Regions from separate parts of the Homo sapiens genome. Here region 2 is linked to region 1. A link is a contact called in ENCODE Hi-C or POLR2A ChIA-PET data. All regions are on one chromosome and are shown on one strand. The core of a region is the stretch at or near the end of the contact, and the rest is flanking DNA. Distances in the headings are between cores, read along the strand shown.

Region 1 (6,250 bases), core at 956-3,455:
CTACGACGGCAGGCCTACCCGGTCCTGCTCCTGCCGGCTCTGGGCATCTGGTTTCTGCCGCTCCATCTCCAGGGAGATGGTGGCCAGGCTGTGCCGTGTACCCATCAACTTCTCTGACAGCGCCATCTTCTCAGACTCCTTCAGAGACAAGGCCTGGGCAGAGGCAGGGGACAAAGGGCTTGGGGGATGGGCTGGTCCTGGGGGCATGCTCAGGCTTCTTGCTGCCTAGGAAATGTGCCCACTGGGGGCTTAGAGGCCTGAGTGTGCCACTGCAGGTGGACCCAGGGCAGACATGCAGCCCTGGAAAAGGGCACAACGGCAGTCACAAGAATCCCGGACGTGGATACCACTCATAGAGCTCACTAACCCGCCACAGCACCCTGACTGCAGAGTCTTTCTTTCTACCCATCTTACAGATGAGGAAACTGAGGCTCAAGGAGGTAAAGTGACTCGCCCAGGTACACAGCTGGTGAGGAGAGGAGATGGGCACAGTCTGCCCTGTCTCCGTTACATTATAGGAAAGTTAGGGATTTGTTATTTGGGGGGACACGTCAGCTGATGCCTGTGGGCATCGTGGGGACTGCTCAGAAGGCAGCCATGAGGATCCATGCCCAGCGTGGGGTGGGACGAGGCATGGGAGAATATGGAACAGCTTTCCTGGTGTCACGACTGTCACTGTCACTCAGTAAGTGCTCACTGTGTGCCAGGCATGGAGCACAGCAAAGCCTCACGAACCCCCTTCTAATCCTCCCCTCCTGCAGGTAAGGAAACTGAGGCCCCCAAGAGGGCAGTGGCCTGCCCCAGGGCTCCTAGCTGCCAAGTGGCAGAGCAGGGCCCGGCCCCAGAACTGGAGCAGCTCAGAGAGCAGCAGAGGCCACGCCAGGGCTCACGAACCTGCTGCTTCTCGCTCTCGGCCAGGAGGAGGCCCTCGTCATGCTCCTGCTGCAGGGCAGCAATCTCCTCACTCAGCTGTTCCTTCTCAGCCTTCCGCCGGGCCAGCAGCTCCTCCTGCTCACGCTGCAGCTGACTCTGCAGCTGGGCCCGCTCGGCCTCCAGCTCCCGCCATGCTGCCTCCTAGGGGGCCAGGACTGGACGCGTGTGACACACCAGGAGGGGCCCAGGCAGACCCCCCAAAACATCAGGGCAGCAAGAGCCATCTGGCCCCCATACCCTCAGAGATGGAGGGTGACCAGGTAAATACAAGGGACTGATAAGGGCTATGACGGGGACACGCCAGGGCCGTGAAAGTGCCAAGGAGCAGCAGTGGGCTGGCCTGGGGGTCCGAACATGATCCCCTGCGGAGAGACAAGTAACTGTCAGCCAGGTAAGGAGAGAAAAGACCACCCCAGGCCAAGAGCACAGCCCCTGGAAAGGACTACAGGATGCAGGGTGCAGAGGGAAACAGGGCACGGTGAGTCACAGGGCCAGAGCCCCAGGCAGTGGCTGGGCCAGGACAGGCCGTGTGGGCCATGGGGATTCTAAGGACAGTGAGGGGAGTGGGAGAGAGGACTCGAGCCAAGGTGACAAGGAGCAATCTGATTTTTAGCTTAGGGGATGTTCCGACAGCTGTGGAAGAGGGATTGGGGTTGGGATGGAGGAGAGTTAGGACTGGCTGTGAGGAATGAAGGGGGTCAGGGGTTGCCAGAGGAGCTGGAGAGAAGAACACAGATTTGGGGACATTAATGAGGCCAAGCCAGGCAATGCAAAGGGCAAGAAGAGCAAGGGGGAGGTCACAGTTCAGATCCCTGGGGACTGGACAGGCGGGCAGGCAGAGCCCACAGGCAAATAGCAGCCCACCCGGGGAGCCCGAGGGCAGGTGCCTGCCTCAGCAGTTGTCCCTAGCAACTCTGTGAGAAGCAGACAGAGCTGCCACTTCTTTTTTTTTTTTTTTTTTAGACAGAGTCTCGCTCTGTCACCCAGGCTGGAGTGCAGTGGCGTGATTTTGGCTCACTGCAACCTCTGCCTCCCAGGTTGAAGCGATTCTTCTGCCTTACCCTCCCAAGTATCTGGGACTACAGGCGCGTGCCACCATGCCCAGCTAATTTTTTGTGATTTTAGGAGAGATAGGGTTTCACTGTGTTAGCTAGGATGGTCTCGATCTCCTGACCTCGTGATCCGCCCACCTCAGCCTCCCAAAGTGCTGGGATTACAGGCATGAGTCAGCACGCCCGGCCAAGCCACCCCTTCTTTAAGAGCTTCACCATAGCTCATGCCTGGAATCCCAGCACTTTCGGAAAGAGCTTTACCGCCCCCTGATGGAGAAGCGTGATAACCACCACCCAAGGCCATGGGGACTGCAGGGTGAGTGGCATGCCCTGGAGCCATGTAGTCATAGCCTGCACCTCTGTCAGAGGAAGCCCTGTCTAGGATTTGGTGGCTGAGGGCCCCTGTTCTGAGGGCCACTCTGGAGAGCATGCCAGTGCCAGCAATCATAACTCATGGAGCATTTGCTAAGTACCAGTCACTATGTTAAGCCCTCTATGCAGATGGTCTCAGCTCATCCTCAATACCTTCCACTATCCTATCCCTATTTCTACAGGTGGGGAAATGAAGGCACAGACACCTTGGGTAGCATCACCAGTAAGCGACCAAGATTAGATTCAAACCCAGGCAATATAACCCCAGAGTCAGTGTTCTAGTAACTTCCCTGGCCCCTTGCCTTTCTACATGCTCAGGTCTGCGTGGCCCTTCATATGGAAACTTCTTAGCAAATGAAAGTGCTTTCCTGCTGTGCATTAGGTCAACATTTCCCAAATGTGGTTGTGGACCCTCTGCATCAGGATTACCAGGGCTGGACCAGATTTGGGACCTGGGTATCTGAATGTCTAATAAGGACCACAACCTCCCCACCACCCCTCCAGTCCTCCCAGCTGTCCCCAGGGCCTCCACAACAGAGAGGGAGTCCCATTTCACAGATGTACAGACCGAGGCAGAGCAAGAACGATGATGAAACACTGGCTCAGACTTCTGCCCACCCCTCCCCAGCTGCCTGAACCTTTTCACGCTGGAGTCACTGTAAGTCCTCCTCCTGGGCTGCCCACTGCTCCCGCAGAGAGGCCTGGGCCTCCCGCTCAGCCTGCACCAGCTTCTGGGCCATCAGCTCCTTGTCTAGACTGGCTTTCTCCTGCGTAGCTATTATTTGCTGCCGCAGGCCCGCCAACTCCCCTGCACGAGAGGAATGGGGGAAAGGGCAGGGTTGGGTTGAAATTTTTCCTTGGGCCAGCAGACTTAGGCCAGTTGAGCCATATGGGCAAAATCCCAGAGGCAGAGGGCCTGCCTGGCATCCAGTTTGGGTCCTCTTGAAGAAGTGGCTTGTCCTCTCTGGGCCTCAGTTTCCCTATCTGCTACATGGGCCCACTGGCCCTGACCCCTTTCCTGCCTACCTAGAATGGCATTAAAGGCATAAAATGACTGATGAGAAGGCCTCCCAAATGGGACGGATGTCAAACATATAACAACCCTAGGCCAGGTGCCATGGCTCACTCCTGTAATCCCAGCACTTTGGGAAGCTGGGGCAGGTGGATCACCTTAGGTAAGGAGTTCAAGACCAGCCTGGCCAACACGGTGAAACCCTGTCTCTACTAAAAATACAACAATTAGCTGGGCATGGTGGCGGACGTATGTAGTCCTAGCTACTTGGGAGGCTGAGGCAGGAGAATCGCTTGAACCCAAGAGGCAGAAGTTGCAGTGAGCTCAGATCGCACCACTGCACTCCAACCTGGGCGACAAGAGTGAGACTCTGTCTCAAAAAATCAAACAGGCTGGGCGCGGTGGCTCATGCCTGTAATCCCAGCACTTTGGGAGGCCGAAGTGGGCAGATCACCTGAGGTCGAGAGTTCGAGACCAGCTTGACCAACATGGTGAAACCCCGTCTCTACTAAAAATACAAAATTAGCCAGGCATGGTGGCGCGTGCCTGTAATCCCAGCTACTTGGAAGGCTGAGGCAGGAGAATCGCTTGAACCTGGGAGGCGGAGGTTGAGGTGAGCCAAAATCGCGCCATTGCACTCCAGCCTGGGCAACAAGAGTGAAACTCCATCTCAAAACAAACAAACAAAAACAAACAAACAAACAAAAACCCTATTACTGACTCAGCACTTACTATGCGTCAAGCACCCAGCTAAGTATTTTAGACATAACCTCATTTTGTCTTCATAACATGCCTATGTAGTTTATCCTCATCCCCGTTTAACAGATGATGAAATGGAGGATCAGAGGAGATCAGCAGCAACTTCCCACAGCTGCACAGCTACACATAAAGCATCTCCTTTAATGACTGACATGAACATACCTGTCAAGCATTAACTATCAGCATTAATGGAAACGACTACAGGGAATGGAAATGGTATAGCCATCATCTAAAAACCATCTCCCGGGTTGGAAACCCACCAGCATTTCCCTTCCTGGTTCTGTCTGGCTCAGGTGTACATGGACAGGAAAATTAATTTCCATGACCCAAGTAGGTGCTTAGTTAATGTTAGATGAGCAGAAAGAAGCCCTGAGTTCAGAGATTCGATGGGGAACGGTGCAGGGAAGTGGGGCTCGGATTCTGGGGCCAAGAGAGTCATCTGAAAACCACAGAGAACTCAGACTAACAGGCCTGATGACCGATGAACAGCAGTTACTGTTGACTCAGCCAGGCACCGTGCCACGGCCTTACACGCTTTTCCCATGTCATCCTGGCAACAGGCTTAGAAGGTGGGCATTGCCACCTCCAATCATCAGCTGAGGAATCTGCAGCCCAGAGAGGAAAGGGGCTTGCTCAAGGGAAGGTGAGATCTAAGTGGTGGCACAGGACTGGAACCCAGGCCAGCCAGACTCCTACTCCAGTGCTCCCAACTTCTGTGAGACTACAGACATTGGGAGGTTGCAGTCTGGGCTGGAACCTGGTGTTCCCCCCAAGTCCCCAGCCACTCGTACCAGTCAGGGTCTCCTTGGCCAGCAGCAGGGCCTGCCCCTCGGCTTCCAGCTGCTCCCGGCGGGCCTCAAGCTGGGCCAGCTGCCATTGCACCTCAAACAGGCTGCCCTCCAGGGCTTCCTTCTCCAAGCTGCAGCACATACAGTGCGTGAGGCCCTGGGACTCAGCCTCCCTGGCCCCAGGAAACTGTGGATCTCAGGGAGTGGCCAGGCATGGGCCAAGTGCCAATCTACCTGCCTGGCCAGGCCCACACTCCCTGGGGAAGCCTGAGCCCACAGCTAGGACGAGTTGGCAAGCCAGACTCCTTAGTAACTGCCCCTGGGGGCCCGTGCCTGGGTGAGGCTGTTCATGGCGTGGCCCCAGGAGGACCGCCCAGGGCGGGTTGGGCAGAGCCCAAGGCCTTACTGCAGGTGTGTGGCCTCCTCTGACACGGTCCTGCCTTCACGCTCCGCAGGCCGCCAGCTGCACAGCCAGGCCAGCGTGCTCCTTGGCTAGCGCCTCCTTCTCCCGGGCCACTTGCCCCAGCGTCTCCACCTGTCACTGGGCCTCCCACCGGGCCTGCTCCAGCTCCTGCTCCCGCCTGCTCAGCTGCCAGGAGAGCTGGCTCCCACCCAGAGACTGAGTAGCACTCCCAGCATCCCCCAGCTTGTTCATCGTGCAGTACCCCAACTCTGGGCCTAACCCAGTCCTGGCAGAAGGCCTGGGTTCGAGCCCAGGGTCTGCCCTGATGTGCTATATGTACTTGGGCAAGTCATGACCTTCTCTAGATCTGCAATGCACGTGTGTACAAAAACCAGGGCCCGGCCGGACACGGTGGCTCACGCCTATAATCCCAGCACTTTGGCAGGTGGATCACTTGAGGTCAAGAGTTCAAGACCAGCCTGGCCAACGTGGTGAAACCCTGTCTCTACTAAAAATACAAAAATTAGCCGGGCATGGTGGTGCACGCCTGTAGTCCCTGCTACTTGGGACGCTGAGGCAGGCGAACAGCTTAAACCCCGGAGGCAGAGGTTGCAGTGAGCCCAGATCGTGCCACTGCACTCCAGCCTGGGCAACAGAGCAAGACTGTCAAAAAAAAAAAAAAAAAAAAAAAAAAAGAAAAGAAAAATGAGGGTCCTCACTCAGCTTTGGAAGTAACAGAACCCTTGTATTACTCTAAGCAGAGAAGCTGAATATATAAACCAGACCCAAATGCAGCTGCTCAGCAGGCCTCAAGGTGGAGACTTGCACCCTGCTTCCTGCACTCCCTACCCCATCCTCTAGAGGCACCTCCCAGAAACCCAGGCCCTCCAGGATGGACCTTGCATGAAGGTCCCTGGATCCCTGAAACATT
Region 2 (6,250 bases), core at 1,334-3,833, 450 kb after region 1:
GTCTTTGGATCTGAGGGGCAGTCATGTAAGTATCAACCAGCTGCGGGAACTCAGGCTTTCAGGCATGAGATATATTATGGATACCAACCTGAAAAGTGACAAAAGTAATTTAAGAAAAAAATAGGCCGAGCATGGTGGCTCACGCCTGTAATCCCAGCACTTTGGGAGGCCGAGGCGGGTGGTTCATGAGGTCAGGAGATTGAGACCATCCCGGCTAACATGGTGAAACCCCACCTCTACTAAAAATACAAAAAATTAGCCGGGCGTGGTGGCGGGCGCCTGTAATCCCAGCTACTGGGGAGGCTGAGGCAGGAGAATGGCTTGAACCTGGGAGGCGGAGCTTGCAGTGAGCCGAGATGGCACCACTGCACTCCAGCCTGGACGACAGAGTGAGACTGTGTCTCAAAAAAAAAAAAAAAAAGTATAACGGATATAGAGAGTGCTGATGGTTAGTCAGCATTGTAGATGTATTTAATGTCCCGGAACTGTGTCCTTACAAGTGGTTAAAATAACAAATGTGTTAGATTAGGTATATTTTATCACAATAAAAAACATGTTGGACATAAGGATGGCAATGGCAAACACTGGGGACTATTAGAGTGGGGAGGGAGAGAGGAGGGAAAGAGTTGAATGACTAACTGTTGTCTACTATGCTCAGTACCTGCGTGATGGGATCATTCATACCCCAAATCACACAATACACCCAGGTAACAAACCTGCACATGTACCCCCTAAATCTAAAATAGAAGTTGAAAAAGAAAAAAAAGAAGTATGAGGAATTGGCATGGTGTCTCTAACCTGGCTGGTTGTCTCCACCTGATCATCTTTCCCTCTTTCCGTGATTAATTCAAATGCAAACCTCATCCCGACTATGTCTGTCCCAATTATGTGAATGTCTAAACGTAGAAGATAATGTCTCACTTCTGGACTGACAACCACGATGTCTGACCATGCCTTTTGCCCACTAAAGTCCACTTTTCTTCCTGTCCCTAAATTGTATTGCATCTATTTTCTATCTCTCTTTCTAAAATACAAGCTCCTTGAATGCAGATTGCACATCAGTTTCCTTTTCTTTTTCAAAATTTTTATTATAGAGAGGCTGGGTGTGGTGGCTCATGCCTGTAATCCCAGCACTTTGGGAGGCTGAGGCGGGTGGATCACCTGAGGACAGGAGTTCAAGACCAGCCTGACCAACATGGTGAAGCCCAGTTTCTACTAAATAAAAAAAAATTAGCTGGGCATAGTGGTGCCTGCCTGTAATCCCAGCTACTTGGGAGGCTGAGGCAGGAGAATCGCTTGAACCTGGGAGGCGGAGGTTGTAGTGAGCCAAGATTTCACCATTGCACTCCAGCCTGGGCAATAAGAGCGAAACTCTGTCTCAAAAAAAAAAAAAAAAAGTATTATAAAAATGGGGCTCTCACTATGTTGCCCAGATTGGTCTCGAACTCCTGGACTCAAGTGATCCTCTTTCTTCAGCCTCCAAAGGTGTTGGAATTGTAGGCATGAGCCACCAGACCCAGCTGCATGTCAGTTTTCAACCATTTAACCCTCCACTGGGTCTGGTGCCATTTAAAGTATACGCTAGGGCTTGAAGATGCGCTATGCACTGCTGGTGACACTAAGGAGCTGTGGGCAGCTCACAGTCCACCCAGCCACAGCAAGGGTCACAGGAGGCCAGAGGTGCTTCCCAGCATGGCGACCTCACAAACCCCCGATCGGGCCAGACACCCAGGGAAGTGGAGCTGGGTGCTCAGGGACAAAGTGCTTATCTGCCCCACCCTCCCGAGGGTCTCTCTGGGGCCTCCAGCTCGCCACTTCCTGTCAAGGCCCTGTGGCCACTCACCTTTGAACATGATGGCCTCTCCATGGCCGTCCTTCTGCTTCTCTCGGAAGAGCTTGTAGCAGGCCGAGGTGCTGGCCATGAGTAGCAGGAATTTCTGCAAGAGACAGTCCAGAGGGACAGAGTCAGCAGTGGGAAGGCACCCAAGGAGCACGGGGAGGCCCTGCGCTGAGGACCCAGTGCCTTGCCTGCTCATTGCCTCAGGCCTCCCATGCCGAGTGGCAAAGGCTGACGGGGAGGGTGTTCTCTGCTTCAGAGGAATATTTCTCACCTTTCCTCTACCTCAGCAATGTCACCAGATCAAGGCTCAGAGTCAAAGGTGGACTTGGACAGGACATCTCCAAGTTGCCAAGCAGCCACACAATTTGCAGAGAATTTCCAGGGTATGAAGTTGTACCCATAAGAAAATGAAAGAACCTCTTTCCAGTGCCACAGGTGCATAACCTATTTCTCTCTAGAGCATTACCACCAACACAATAGCCACTAGCCTTATGTGACTATTGAACACTTGAGCTGTGGCTAGTCTGAATTTAGGTGTGTCATGTGAGTAAAATCTTTGCCAGATTTTGAAGATTTAGTATGAGAAAAGAATTTAAATCTCTCGTTAATAATTTTTAGGCTGATTATGTGTTGCAATGCTAACATTTTGGATTTATGGGGTTAAAATTTTACCTGCCACAGCAACAACATGCAAACCAGCTTCAGCCTACTTCCTCCTTCCTTTATGCTGTCGAGTTCCTCTAGCTCTTGCCCTCTGCTGGCAGGGGCGGGTAATATATTGGTTTGCTGCTACCCCATTCACTCCAGCCTCGGGAGGCTAGCTTACCTTTGTGCCGGGGATGGGGACAAAGGACATGAACTCATCCACGTGGCCCACAGTCAGCCAGTCTGAGTAGAGCTCCACGGGCGCCTGCACCTGCTGGGCCTTCAGGAAGTCACGCACCACCTTGGTCATCCTCCGACCACCAGACCTGGAGAAGGGAGGAAGAGGAGTTTCAGCAAATTACCCACCGCACCAGAGGGCCTGCAAGAGGAGTTTGGTCTCTGGGACCCACCTCGGACCCAGAGTGACATCAGCAGAGAAGTCCCAGGAAGGAGACTAGGTTGGGTTAAGAGACCCTGGCGCAGGCAGTAAGGCGTTTGAGTCCCAGGGGAAAGAGTAGGTGTGAGTTGCAGCTGCGGCCTGTGTGAAGGGCAGGGAGCCCAGGCTTCAGCCCTTGAGGGTGCCAGTGAGTGTGCAGAGGCTACCTTTTGTGTGCGGGAGTCCCACCTGGCCTGCTGGACGGGGCTAGGGCACAGGAGGGCTCCAAAATCTGCCCTCATCCATGTGCCTCTTTGCTACATTAACTTCTACTTACTTTAATCTTTTTTTTTTCCCCCGAGATGGAGTCTTGCTATGTTGCCCAGGCTGGAGTAGAGTGGCATGATCTTGGTTCACTGCAACCTCTGCCTCCCGGGTTCAAGCAATTCTCCTGCCTCAGCATCCTGAGTAGCTGGGACTACAGGCGTGTGCCACCACGCCCGGCTAATTTTTGCATTTTTAGTAGAGACAGGGTTTCACCATGTTGGCCAAGCTGGTCTTGAACTCCTGACCTCATGATCCGCCCTCCTTGGCCTCCCAAACTGCTGGGATTACAGGTGTGAGCCACTGTGCCTGGACTTACTTTAATCTTTAATCAGTTCAAGAGAAACCTCCTCCAGGAAGCCCTTCCTCATTTCTTTTTTTGTGTGTGTTTGTTTTTTGTATTTTGAGACAGAGTCTAACTCTGTCACCAGTGCAGTGGCATGATCTCAGCTCACTGCAATATCTCCCTCCCTGGTTCAAGCGATCCTCCTTCCTCAGCCTCCCAAGTAGCTGGGACTACAGGTGCCCACCACCCCGCCCAGCTAATTTTTTTGCATTTTTAGTAGAGATGGGGTTTTACCATGTCGGCCAGGATGGTCTCGATCTCTTGACTTCGTGATCTGCCCACCTCAGCTTTCCAAAGTGCTGGGATTACAGGTGTGAGCCACCGCTCCCGGCCAGCCCTTCCTCATTTCTAGACCCCCCAAGGTCTGCAATCTCTCCATTATCCTCCGAAGATAACCCTAGCTCCTTAGGGTGGCCAACAAATTCCTTTCTGATCTGGCTCCTGGCCAGCCCTCCTCCCTCGCTTCCCTCCCTTCCCCCGGTTCTGTCTGCTCCAGCCACCTGCTACACTTGCTATCCCTTGGGGCTTTTCCCTTTGCTGTTCCTTCTGTATGGAATGCGCTTCCTTTACAATCTCCTGATGGCTGCCTACTTCTTAACATCCAAGCCTCAACTCTAGTCACATCTTCAAAAAAACAACAGCTAAGGCACCCCTGTCCCCAGGAATGTTTTATCATGTCACCCTGTTTTATCTTCTCCATTGCATGTATCAGCATTCAGAATTATCTAATTGATTTACTTGATTCCATGTTTATTTTCTGTACTGCCCTTACCCAACTATAAACTCCCGGAGAGCTGGGACTTCATCTGTTCTGGTCACCGCTGTATCCCCAGAGCCTAGAATAGTGCCTGGCACAGAGTAGTTTCTCAATAAATATTTGTCTTTAAGGGCCGCCCCTGAGCTCCTCGAGGGGGTTCAGGGCCACTCCCTGGGCTGACCTGACTCCCTGTTATTCTTTCTATCGTTGCAAGTCCCTCCATTTCATCAGGGTCTATTTGCATGCCTGAGACCTCTGCTATCTCCTTGAAGGCAGGGGCTGGGCTTCCTGTTTGGGACCCTGTGCCTGACACAGGGCCTGGCACTTGGCTGGTGCTCAGGAAATGGTTGCTGAGTGAATGAGTGGCCACTGAGTGGAGGGAGAAGGAGGCAAAAGTGGGCAAACAGTCGCTGGCTGTGCCAGTGGCCTCCCCGCAGAAGGCTGAGCATCCCATGTGGCTCGGAGGAAACTGGCGGCCAAATCCTGGCTGACCCCATCTGTGCAGGCTCCTGGCAGCCCTTTTGTGACGTGAGAACCTAAGGTATTCACTCTTTCCCCAGCGACTGCCCTGACAAGGAAGAATCTGTCTTTTCACTGGCTGGTGGGTCAACTGGGCAGGGAGTGAGGAGAATCATGGACAGGCCAGGGAGCCAGGGACTCACATTTCTGGGGCAGGACCACGTCTGCTCATACCTCTTTTAAGTATGGTAGCCCTGAGGATTCATTGGTACGCTCCCACTCATACCTGTCAGTTTTCCTTCTCTGGACTCCTCCATCCCTTCCCCAGCTGATTTATTTAATATTTTATTTTATTTTATTTTGTTTTTTGAGACGCAGTTTCACTCTTGTTGCCCAGGCTGGAGTGCAATGGCGCGATCTCGGCTCACTGCAACCTCTGCCTCCTGAGTTCAAGCGATTCTTCTGCCTCAGCCTCTTGAGTAGCTGGGATTACAGGCATGTGCCACCACGCCCGGCTAATTTTGTATTTTTAGTAGAGACGAGATTTTTCCATGTTGGTCAGGCAGGTCTCAAACTCCCGACCTCAGGTGATCCACCCGCCTCGGCCTCCCAAAGTACTGGGATTACAGGCGTGAGCCACCGCACCAGGCCTGATTTTTTTTGCCAGAGTCTCTCTCTCACCCAGGCTGGAGTGCAGGGCATGATCTCAGCTCACTGCAACCTCTGGCTCCCAGGTTCAAGCAATTCTCATGCCTCAGCCTCCCAAGAAGCTGGGATTACCACCATGCCTGCTAATACTTGTATTTTTAGTAAAGACAAAGTTTTGCCATGTTGTCCAGGCTGGTCTCGAACTTCTGGTCTCAAGCAATCTGCTTGCCTCGGCCTCCCAAAGTGCTGGGACTATAGGCATGGGCCACTGTGCCCAGCCTATTTATTTATCTATTTATTTATTTTTGAGATGAGGTCTCACTCTGTTGCCAGGCTGGAGTGCAGTGGTGTGATCTCAGCTCACTGCAACCTCCACCTCCCAGGCTCAAGCGATCCTCTCATCTCAGCTTCCTGAGTAGCTGGGACTACAGATGCATGCCACCATGCCTGGCTAATTTTTGTATTTTTTGTAGAGAAAGGGTTTTGCCATGTTGCCCAAGCTGGTCTCAAACCCCTGGACTCAAGCGATCTGCCCACCTTGGCCTCCCAAAGTGTTGGGATTACAGGTGAGAGCCACCGTGCCCCACCAACCAGCTGATTTATAATCTCATTATACACCTTTCCACTTGGGGAAAAGAGTTGTTTATTTAGTTATATATTAGATCCTAAATCACACAAAGATATAAAGGCTAGCTTGATTTTCTTTCCAAGAGTGTCGGCCTCTTAACAGGAAGTCGTGGGAGGGAATAATTCCCCCAGCCACTTGCTCCATGTGTGAGCAACCCAGGCCACCCCAAAAGAGAAACAGTGACTTCCCCACTCCCACAGCCCCTAGCCCCAGCCTGGCTTCTCTTA

Evidence for each region. Hi-C counts contacts between places; a loop is a spot of excess contacts on that map. ChIA-PET counts read pairs that join two places held with the same protein, here RNA polymerase II (POLR2A). Pooled maps may share reads with other maps.
Region 2: a pooled map shows a loop between it and region 1 (5-fold over the local background). The contact joins two enhancer-like sites. A Hi-C loop is called at or near these places in 2 of 50 pooled maps. POLR2A ChIA-PET finds 5 or more read pairs at or near these places in 3 of 52 experiments (K562, OCI-LY7 and activated B cell).

What each region holds. Positions count from the first base shown.
Region 1 is chr1:16,618,951-16,625,200 of GRCh38, forward strand. It overlaps the pseudogene CROCCP2. Among named protein-coding and RNA genes, the nearest start is that of NBPF1, 8.5 kb to the left of the region's middle. RefSeq lists enhancers at 1-271, 272-939, 940-1,608, 4,881-5,391 and a silencer at 6,072-6,141. Within about 2 kb of position 2,206, at least 4 of the 41 ENCODE cell types and tissues checked have a DNase peak (open chromatin) inside an H3K27ac peak, as active enhancers do.
Region 2 is chr1:17,073,013-17,079,262 of GRCh38, forward strand. PADI2 (peptidyl arginine deiminase 2) reads right to left here. Exons shown (of 16, transcript NM_007365.3): 12 at 2,667-2,811; 13 at 1,844-1,937. Among named protein-coding and RNA genes, the nearest start is that of SDHB, 22 kb to the left of the region's middle. Within about 2 kb of position 2,584, at least 2 of the 41 ENCODE cell types and tissues checked have a DNase peak (open chromatin) inside an H3K27ac peak, as active enhancers do.